Regions from separate parts of the Homo sapiens genome. Here region 2 is linked to region 1. Evidence: chromatin loops called from intact Hi-C (ENCODE). Cell type or tissue: MCF 10A. All regions are shown on one strand. Each heading gives the region's core, and the rest is flanking DNA. Links, peaks and the distances in the headings are about the cores only. Region 1 overlaps SVIL-AS1 (SVIL antisense RNA 1). Region 2 holds the start of LOC124902401 (a long non-coding RNA gene).

The links. Hi-C counts contacts between places; a loop is a spot of excess contacts. Peaks named below come from ENCODE experiments on the same cell type or tissue, not always from the same donor. Only the 100,000 strongest peaks of a DNase experiment are listed, where the experiment ranks them.
Region 2: a loop joins it to region 1, with 8 times the contacts of the local background. A loop is called at or near these places in 2 of 110 quality-filtered maps.

What each region holds. Positions count from the first base shown.
Region 1 is chr10:29,444,298-29,447,103 of GRCh38, forward strand. The region is part of intron 2 of SVIL-AS1 (SVIL antisense RNA 1); the gene reads left to right. Among named protein-coding and RNA genes, the nearest start is that of SVIL-AS1, 36 kb to the left of the region's middle. In MCF 10A, for the core only: a CTCF peak has its summit at 1,332 (motif pointing right); a DNase peak (open chromatin) is centred at 1,344.
Region 2 is chr10:29,511,759-29,514,564 of GRCh38, forward strand. It overlaps SVIL (supervillin), which reads right to left. Exons shown (of 38, transcript NM_021738.3): 17 at 977-1,103. It overlaps LOC124902401 (a long non-coding RNA gene), which reads left to right and starts at 1,091. Exons shown (of 2, transcript XR_007062099.1): 1 at 1,091-1,174. In MCF 10A, for the core only: a CTCF peak has its summit at 1,444 (motif pointing left); a DNase peak (open chromatin) is centred at 1,433.

The sequences.
Region 1 (2,806 bases), core at 115-2,614:
ACTGCCTGTGGCTCCCCCCCACCTTTTCCCAAGTGCACATGTGGGCATGCTCAGACAAGGCCCTGGGCAAGTTCCCTCATCTGCATAAAAGTATCTAATGTAAACACTTGTGGGGCAGGTCGGAGATTCTCCAGGGTCCCTGTATTAGTCAGGGTTCTCTAGAGACAGAACTAATGGAATATATATATATATATAAAGGGGAGTTTAGTAAGTATTAACTCACATGATCACAAGGTCCTGCAATAGGCCATCTGCAGGCTGAAGAGCAAGGAGAGCCAGTCCAAGTTCCAAAACTGAAGAATTCAGAGTCCTGTGTTTGAAGGCAGGAAGCATCTAGCATGGGAAAAAGATGTAGGCTGAGAGGCTAGGCCAGTCTCTCTTTTCACATTTTTCTGCCTGCTTATATTCTAGCCACACTGGCAGCTGATTAGATGGTGCCCACCCAGATTAAGGGTGGGTCTGCCTTTCCCAGCCCACTGACTCAAATGTTAATCTCCTTTGGGAACACGGTCACAGACACACCCAGGATCAATACTTTGTATCCAGTCAAGTTGACACTCAGTATTAACCATCACAGACCACTTAACCATTATAACCATGTGTGAGATTAGCCAAATTACTTCATTTTTCTGTGCCTCCATTCCTTTATCCGTAAAATGGGATTAAATTGTTCCCCTTTCATAGAGTTGTTTGAGGATTTTATGAGAAAATGCAGCATTCTTTGTAATAGTGCAAACCTGGAACCTGGAAACAATATAATAGAAACACTCATTACTGTATTAGGCTGTTTATGCATTGCTATAAAGAAGTATCTGAGACTGGATAATTTATTAAGAAAAAGGTTTAATTGGTTTATAGTTCTGCAGGCTATACAGGAAGCATAACACAGGCATCTGCTTCCAGGGAGGCCTCAGGAGGCTTACAATTGTGGTAGAAGGTAAAGGGGGAGCAGGTATCTCGCATGGTGGGAACAGGAGGAAGAGAGAGAGAGAGACAGAGACAGACAGAGAGAGAGAGAGAGAGAGAGAGAGAGAGAGAGAGAGAGAGAGAAAGAGGTGCCATGCCTTCAAATAGCCAGATCTTGCAAGAAGTCACTCATTATTGCGATAGCACCAAGAGGATGATGCTAAACTACTCATGAGAAATCCACCCCCACAATCCGATCATCTCCCACCAGGACCCACCTCTGATACTGGGGATTACAGTTCAACATGAGATTTGGGTGGGAACACACATCCAAACCATGTCAATTACCAAGGGACAAGTTAAAGAAGTTGGTGGACTCAAGCAGTTGACCGCTATGCAGACAAAATATATGTCCCCAGCAGAGGGCAGGCTTCTACCTACAACACATGTGATCATTTTCCCCGGTCCCTCTAGTTTGCAGAGGTTGAGGGCAGAGCTCAACCTGGAGTGTACAGCCTGAGACAGAGGGACCATGCTCCCTGTGTCCTAATGGGAAAGGACTCTTCTTGGGTAGAAATGTAGTTACTGAGTTTTGCTTTCTCCTATAGAGGAAAGATGAGCAAAAACAGGGAGATGGAGACCTGGTGAAGAGAGGGTGCAGAAGTGGCTAAGTGGGGTGATGGTGGTGAGGAGATTTGTTGGTGAACTACAGCCCGTAGGCCAAATCCAGCCCACCGCCTGATTTTGCATGGCCCAGGAGTGAAGAATGATTTTTTACATTAAAATGATTGAGAAATAAATTTTTTAAAAGAACAATATTTCATGACTTGTGACATTATATAAAATTCAAATGTCAGTATCCATAAATAAAGCTTTATTGGAAGATGCCAGACTCATGCACTTATGTATCGTCTAGGGCTGTTTTCCCCTGTGCAGAGTTGAAGAGTTTGGCAGAGACCACATGGCTCCCAAAGCCTAAAGTATTTACTATGTGATCCTTTACCAAAAAAGCTTGCTAACCCCTGCCTTATAGTATAATGTATGATTTTTTTGAAGAGTTAAACAAATTTAACATTTGCTGAGCTCTCTTTCTTGCCCAGCATGGCTATGGGCTCTTCTCATGTATGTAATATAATTCTGTAAACAATCCTATAAGGCAGGTACCATTATTATCTTCATTTCACAAATGAGAAAATTGAGACACCTCAGTAATTTTCTCAAAGTCAGACCATTAGTGAGTAGAAAAGCTGGGATATGAATCTAGGCTGTCCAGTTCCAGAGCAATAATGTGTAATATCTAGTTTCATTTTCTGGCTTGTTAGGTGATGTAATTCCTGCCAGTTATTTCTCAAAATGTCAGTATCTCTATGCAAACCATCACTTACTTGATCAGCCTTGCTGTGGAGAAAGGGATTGGGGTGTGCCTACACTTGGGGCACAGTGGGAGAGGACGCAATGGGAGGGGACAGTAACCTGGAGGAGTGGCACCAATTCACTCCTGGATTTTGCATCTGATGGCATCACAGAAGGGAGGAAATCATTGCACCCGCGTGTATGTGTGGTACATACATAGCAAATGTATAGAAGGTTTCACCCCAAACTGCAAATACTCTTTGCTCTTAAGGAATGAAATGGATAATGTAGAATTGGGAGATGTCTACATTTTAATCCTACATTGTTTGAAATTTTAAATGAAGTGAAATTTTAATGCTGTTTTTAGAAACCCGCATAATATGGTGAAAAGAACTCTCTGGCCTGGTTTTCCCTTTTGGGAGGCAAATCGGCTTAACTCTCCTTTAAGTGTCTTAGATATTGAGAAGAGATAGATTATTTAATAATCCATTTCCCCAGGATGGTGCCCAGAGGGAAAGAAGATTATCCAGCCACCAAGAAATGCCCA
Region 2 (2,806 bases), core at 18-2,517, 67 kb after region 1:
CAGTGAAACCTAAGAAGACACAGAAGTATCAGAGGAAATAGTGTCAGAACTCCTGACTCACACTTCTATGTGCACATCTCATTTTTATGTACGTTTCTTAATGCATGAAAGTCACACTCATCATCTCTCCCTTCCACAGATGCTTAACTTATTTTAGAGCTAGAAGGGGCCTGGGGATCATCGGGTTGAAAGCATTCTTTTTCTTTTCTACTTGAAGACTTCTGATCCTAGAAAGTGACCAGGGAGTGTGTCACCGGTGCATCATTTCGCCTCCAGCCAGAAGGTGCATTTGCAATTGTAGGGCCAGCCAGCAAGTAAGTCACCATCAGTTTCAAAAGTGTGCACTACCTGGTCAAAAGCTGGTCATCATCACATCTGTGATTTAACAATTCATCAATACTTTCGCATATGAAATGCTTGCTAGTATTGATCACCATGCATTACCTAATTTTGTTTCAACTTATACATTACTGTACATTCTCAATAAAAGGCATAGCTACTCATGAAACACGCTTAAATGATGAACTAAATACTCATAAACCACAATTATGTCCTTATTTTTTATACTTAGGTTTAAAATCTCTGCATGGGAAACACAAGTCTGTATTTTACATGGAACTTAAAGATATTAGTGGTGAATTCAATTTTTTTCATTATAAAGGCTTTAATAACACATGAAAGCCAGACTTCATTTAAGAAGGTTTTTAAACTGAAGAAAAAGTCCACACTTTAAAATTCAGGCACTTGCTTGCTGACATAGTGTGTGTGTGTTGCTGATCCCAGTTTTAAAACATCTCCAGGCACAGCCTTCTGCCCAATTTTAGCTGCTCTGTGACAGACTCTCAGTGTGTACCCTAAGGGCAAAAATGCACAAATGCTTCACAGAGTAGGAATTAGGTGGCACACGCTTGTCTTTTTGATGCACTTCCAAGAGTGATGTTAGTCGGAAGGCTTTTCCTAACATGGGGAATGTTACCTTCTTGATGAGGGACCGCCCTGCTTCCTGGGTGTGCAGGCTGCTGGCCGGCGCCTTGCCGCCCTCCTGCCTCCTGCTGAGTCTGTTTCTCCAATCTTCCTCCCCGCTTTTCTTCAACAGTGCCAATCTAGGAGGAAAACATGCCCGCCACAAAGAGTTCAGCACCAAACTCTTCCTTGTGATGGAACCATAATCTAGGTAAGAGAGGCGGCTTGGGCCAAGATATGACCACAGCCGCCTCGTTTTAACATTTTGAATTTCATTTATTCGGAAGACAGCATGTCTGGAAAAATAATAAAGTCCCTTTTCTAAGATGGCCCGAAGATTTTACAGTTGATTGAAACACAGAGCTGAAATCTGACTTGCTAGATAAAAGATGCACCATCATTCCAGCCAAGGATGTCTGTTCCTTGGCCTTGGGCTGAAAGCAAGAGAACCGTCCCCAGAGAAAAATGTCTTTTAGCGACGCCTTCTGGTCACTTGTGAAATAACATTAAAGGACTAAAGCTGTGTTACAGAAAATGATGCAGACATGGGCTTAAAAACATAAAGCTGGCCAGGCACGGTGGCTTCCGCCTGTAATCCTAGCACTTTGGGAAGCTGAGGCAGGTGGATCACGAGGTCAGGAGTTCGAGACCAGCCTGGCCAATACGGTGAAACCCCATCTCTACTAAAAATACAAAAATTAGCCAGCGGGAGGCTGAGGCACAAGAATCGCTTGAACCTGGGAGGCAGAGGTTGCAGTGAGCCGAGATTGTGCCACTGCACTCCAGCCTGGGTGACACAGTGAGACTCTGTCTCAAAAAACAAACAAACAAACAAAAACATAAAGCCATGAAGCACTTACAGTCTCTTAATATCATCCCTTTCAATTAGAGGTAAAATTTGATGTTTATGACTGTTTCTCCTCAGGTGTTCTAAGCCCTATTCTTTTCCTACAAATGAATTTGATCATTCTTATCCATCTTCTTTAGACAGAAACTATTTTCTATAAACCCATTTTTTAAAATTATCACTTCAACTTTCCTCAGGGGAAGGATATACACAAAAAAAGAATCTAATTAACTGATATTGTTAACTAACCTACTTTAGCTCAATGATGATGTGACTTGATAGGCAGTGCTTGAATACTGGAATCCTGAAAGGTTATTTTTCACAAACTTGAGGCTATTTCAGCTAACTGTATTGCATGAATGAAGAAATCTTAGGTATTTACGCTGGACAAACAAACATGGGAAAGATAAAAGGTAAAAAAAAAAAAAAAAGGTGGTGATCACTAAACTCATTTGAGCCGATGCTCAAACAATTTAAAGAGTAGGGAAAAGCCAAATAATTAGATCCTTTTCCCTCTGTGCTGGACCTGATGGGCCAGGTCTTATTGATATCACTAATGCATAATCCACAAATGGTATAAATATTTTTATCCATAAATATTAAATCCATAAATATTAAATCCATAAATATTTTTATCCATAAATATTAAATCCATAAATATTTTTTATTGTTATAAATTTGTTTTAGAGACAAGGTCTTCCTTTGTCACCAGGTCTGGAGTGCAGCGGCACAATCACGGTTCACTGCAGCCTCGAATTCCTGGGCTCAAGCGACAATCCTGCCTCGGCCTCCAGAGTAGCTAGGATGACAGGTGTGCATCACTGCGCCTGGTTAATTTTTAAAATTTTTATTTTGTAGAGACGAGGTCTTGCTATGCTGCTCAGGCTGGTTTTGAACTCCCGGGCTCAAGCAATTCTTCCATGTCAGCCTCCAGAGTAGCTAGGACTACACTTGTGCACCACTACACTAGGCTAATTTTTAAAATTTTTATTTGGT